Linked DNA regions of Homo sapiens: region 2 is linked to region 1. Evidence: read pairs that join two places in POLR2A ChIA-PET (ENCODE). Cell type or tissue: OCI-LY7. All regions are shown on one strand.

What was found. Peaks named below come from ENCODE experiments on the same cell type or tissue, not always from the same donor. Only the 100,000 strongest peaks of a DNase experiment are listed, where the experiment ranks them.
Region 2: POLR2A ChIA-PET joins it to region 1 with 12 read pairs; 2 of 35 experiments call an interaction of 5 or more read pairs at or near these places.

Annotation. Positions count from the first base shown.
Region 1 is chr2:99,767,491-99,769,990 of GRCh38, reverse strand. All of the region lies in intron 8 of AFF3 (ALF transcription elongation factor 3), which reads left to right. Among named protein-coding and RNA genes, the nearest start is that of REV1, 280 kb to the right of the region's middle. In OCI-LY7, no CTCF peak of the experiment used is centred here; no DNase peak of the experiment used is centred here.
Region 2 is chr2:99,670,357-99,672,856 of GRCh38, reverse strand. AFF3 (ALF transcription elongation factor 3) reads left to right here. Exons shown (of 25, transcript NM_001386135.1): 12 at 268-319. Among named protein-coding and RNA genes, the nearest start is that of REV1, 180 kb to the right of the region's middle. In OCI-LY7, no CTCF peak of the experiment used is centred here; a DNase peak (open chromatin) is centred at 986; H3K4me3 peaks cover 1,593 bases; H3K27ac peaks cover 1,762 bases.

The DNA of each region.
Region 1 (2,500 bases):
CCAGGGAGTGGCCTTGGGTAAGACTTAGTGTTGTGCTGGCTTCAGGTGTGACCCAGCACAGTCCCAGTCGTGGTAGCCACAGGGGTGCTTATGTCACCCCACCCCCAGCCCCAGGCTGCTCAGCACAGGGAGAAAGAGAGACTCCATTTGTTTGGGAGAAAGTAAGGGAAGAGAACAAGAGTTTCTGTCTGGTATTCCAGAGAATTCTTCCTGATCTTATCCGAGACCACCAAGGCAGTACTTCTGTGAGTCTGCATGAACTACAATGTTACTGGACTTGGGGTGCCCCCTAATGCAGATACAGTGTCAGTCACAACACCCAAGTCATTTCAAATACCTGGAAAGCCTTCCCAAGAAGGACAGCTACAAACAAGCCCAGACTGCAAAGACTACAATAAGGACCTAATTATTCAGTGCCCAAACACCGGTGACATCTGCAAGCATCAACATCATCCAGGAAAACAGCCTCACCAAATGAACTAGATAAGGCATAAGGTGTCAGGGACTAATTCTGGAGAAACAGAGGTATGTGACAGAGAATTCAAAATGGCTGTTCTGAGGAAACTCAAAGAAATTCAAGGTAACACAGAAAAGGAATTCAGAATTCTATCAGATAAATTTAACAAAGAGATTGAAATAATTAAACAGAATCAAGCAGAAATTCTGGAGTTGAAAAATGCAGCTGACATACTGAAGAATGCATCAGAGTCTCTTAATAGCCAAACAGATCAAGCAGGAGAATGAATTAGTGAGCTTGAAGACAGGCTGTTTGAAAATGTATGATCGGCAAAGACAAAAGAAAAAAAGAATAAAAAACAGTGAGGCACAGGTATAAGATGTAGAAAATAGCCTCTAAAGGGCAAGTCTAAGAATTGTTGGCCTTAAAGAGGAGGCAGAGAGAGAAATAGATAGGGAGAAAGTGTATTCAAAGGTATAATAACGGAACCTAGAGAAAGGTATCAATATCCAAGGACAAGAAGGTTAGAGACCACCAAGGAGATTTAACCCAAAGAAGGCTACCTCAAGAAATTTAATAATCAAACTCCCAAAGGTCAAGGATAGATACAAAATCCTAAAAGCAACAAGAGAAAAGAAACAAGTAACATACTATGGTGCTCCAGTACATCTGGCCGCAGACTTTTCAGCGGAAACCTTGCAGGCCAGGAGAGAGTGGCGTGACATATTTAAAGTGCTAAAGGAAAAAAAACTTTTACCCCAGAATAGTGTATCTGGTGAAAATATCCTTCAAACAGGAAGAAGAAATTAAAACTTTCTAAGACAAACAAAAGCTGAGGAATTTCCTCAACACCAGACCTGTCGTATAAGAAATGCTGAAGGGAGATATTTAATCTGAAAGAAAAAGACATTAATGAGCCAGAAATCAACTGAAGGCATAAAACTCACTGGTAACAGTAAGTACACAGAAAAACAGAATATTGCAACACTGTAACTATGGTGTGTAAACTATTCTTAGGTAGAAAGACTTTTAAGATGAACCAATCCAAAATAATAACTGCAAAAAAGAAGACCCATTTGTATGTTGTGTTGGGAAAGATGCTCAGTGAAAAAGAGTATATCACCAAACAGTATGACCTCATTAAATATACATATATTAATATAATCCCCATCTTAGTGCATGTATATAAAAATCAGATAAGTACCCAGTGCTTAACACTGGTCACCATTGACATTATCTGCAGGTGTTAGGATCCTGGGGGGTTTCACTCTCCTGCATTTGCTATTTTTTTTGCAATGTTTAACTTTTTAACCAGAAGCATATGTTATTTAAGCAGAAAATATTATGGAAATACTTTTTCAATAAATACTTTTTCAATTAAAAACTAAAATGAAATCATGTGTCCCAAACCCACCAGGGATCACATATGAAATTAAGAACTTCATTGAGTCAGGAATTGAGACTGAAAATATTGAGACACAACAATTAAGGAAGGTTAAGAATAGAGAGCAGAAGTTGCCCTGAGCCCTGCATGTGGCTCCACCAAAGTCAGAGGAAGCTGCTCCAGGCTGGGGATTCCCAGAGACATCCCACTCTGCTTGTGATCCCAAATGCCTCGAGGAGTGCAATGGCGCAATCTCAGCTCACTGCAAGCTCCGCCTCCCGGGTTCATGCTATTCTCCTGCCTCAGCCTCCTGAGTAGCTGGGACTACAGGTGCCTGCCACCGCACCCAGCTAATTTTTTGTATTTTTAGTAGAGATGGGGTTTCACCGTGGTCTCAATCTCCTGACCTCGTGATCCGCCCGCCTCGGCCTCCCAAAGTGCTGAGATGACAGGCGTGAGCCACCGCACCCAGCTGCAGCTCACCATTTCACTGATGGTGATGGCCAGTTTACTGATGCACAGCTTTAATGGTTACTATGTTATATTACATTATGCCAAATTATGCTGCTTTGGGTTACAACGTGTGATGTTACATAGTGTCATATACATGTTTACTGTCTACCTCATTTTACCAGAATGTAGCCACCTGGAACAGTGCT
Region 2 (2,500 bases), 97 kb after region 1:
TCCCTGCTAACACAGCATCTTCTGAAAGCTGCCCGTCTTAGCTGATGACTGTTGTGAGGGTTAATTTTTATGATGGGGCTGTCTACTATTTCCTAAGTGCACCAGAGGAAAAGTGCATAAGAAGGAAAGAAAAAAAATAGGAAATCAAATAGACTTATTTCCAAAATGTTGCTCTAATAACAACATTAAGGTGATATTTTGGTGCTGAATTATTCTGAATCCACTAACTATCTGTACCTCTTTGTACCTCTTTGTTCCTTCTTTCAGAATGCTGGAAGATGACCTTAAGCTAAGCAGTGATGAAGAGGAGAATGAACAGGTAAGATTCTCTTTTATGTCATCATCCTTTGGAGGTGACACTGGTAACAGTTACCTGGTGGACTGTGCCGGGTGTTAACCAAGCTGAATGGTGGCACTCCAGGCTGCTGGTCTTTTGTCTGCTAAGTGTGAGCTTCTATGCAGTTGGGTCAGTATATTAAAATAGCTTGCCCATAATTTCCCTTAAGCCTTGAATTCTGTAATTTTTTATGATATTGAGACCAGCAATGGGTATTACAAGGAAGCTAAGATCAGGCTTCCCTCAGAAGTAGACAGAGCCTTTTTTTTTTCTTTTTTATTTATTCATGTGTGTGTGTGTGTGTGTGTGTGTGTGTGTGTGTGTGTGTGTGTGTGTGTGTGAGAAGCTAACTGGCCTTCTGGAGATCAAACATATGACCTTAACCTCATCAGCATGCAACAGGCAATCCGTAACATTAAATATTGAGAAGTCTTACACAGATATTATTAACATTGAGAAGGAGCAAATGTAGAGGTGAGCCAAAATGATGAATAAAAAGTAATTATGCTCAGTATAGGCTGTTTGTCTTAAATGATAAATGTGCTTGAAATATTCTCCCCTGGTGTTGATTTATCAGCTCGAGACATCAGTTAGGGGGTTATAAATACTCTTCTGATCAGTCAGTTAAGGTGAAAAAATATCCACTTAACATTCATCACTTTCACTTCTGCATTTCAAGAAATGTTTGTATTTCAAAGCAAGTTTAAAAACACTAAAGACAGATTTTTCTACACTTCTGTTTTCTTTTTCTCATCCCCTATGTTGTATTTTGTCAAGTTTAGATACATGTGATGGGTAGAAAGACAATTCAGAGAGGCTTTTTTTAATAAGTCATTTTTGTATGCAGTACAAAATAATAATGCTGTTCTGTTGGTTTTGGAATAGTGAATTAATAGAAAGGTATCATGAAATGCTATGCAGATGATTTGCTGTCTAGACATGCAAATACAAATAACTTACAGAGAGAACAAGCAGAGGTTAAATAAAAGTCAAAGGAGAATTTCGAGGAAGAGTGAGCAGAGCATAGCTATGAGGTCACAGAAGAGGTTACTCATGTCATGGGAGAAACTGAGGCACGAAAAAGGGAGAAGAGCTTGAGGAGTCTGGAAACCAGATTGGCAGGTGGAGAATACCCAGTGGAAGAAGGTTAACTGGGCAAAGAAGGCCACTCAGGCTTCGAGTGTTTTACAGATCTGTTGATTTGTTTCCAGGGCAGCCAGATATCTGCCACACAGCAATCTTAGCAGAAATGTAGAATGACTTCACTCCTAATTTTGGCTTCTTATCTACATGATGATAAGCAAATGATTTCAACTCTTTGTGTTTTTTCCCATTAAGTGGCCTGGATACATAGATTATGGATTAAATCATATCAAACATGTAAATTGTGTATGCTTTTTATTAGAAAAAGGGTTCACAGACTATTTCAATCTGCAAACCTTTTTAAATTTGGAAATAATTTCCTGAGCTATTTCCAGGAAGTATTTCCAATGAAAACTCAATTTTAATAAACATTACTAATGACGTACTATACATGTTCTCTAAGGCAGTAAGAGCTTTTAGTTGACTCATTTTGCTTTTTAAGCTACCCCCTTCCATTCTGTACTCATTGATAATATTGTGTTATGAATGTACAGGTCAGATCCTTTATTCTTGCATTTAATTCCTATGTGAATATACCTTCCTATTTTTGCAATAAAAGGAACTGACAGAATGAATAATTTTTATACATTAATCCCTTTTTCCTAATTAAGACTCCAGACAGTGGTTTTGCGTATGATAGTTTAAGTTATTGCTTCAACAGTAATTGCATTAAGTTGTCCTGCTTTGGCCTATAATTATAACCTGGTCTAATCACAAAGTTGTAATTCCCATACTTTTAAACAAGACTAATGATATGGTATTTTTTTCTCTTCAAGACCAAACTATGCTTTATCCCGGAAGCAGCATAGCCGGTGCACGAACACACACACACACACACACAGACACATACACTCATTCCCTGGCATTCTGAGATAATTGAACATTTAACATAAATGATTTTTCTAGATGTAATCAGAGTTTGCACCGTAAACCCAAAATATTTTAAAAATCCCTTGCCTCAGTAAACACTACAGTGTATGAAAAATCCTTAACCTTTTCTGACATTATATCTGGCTGTCT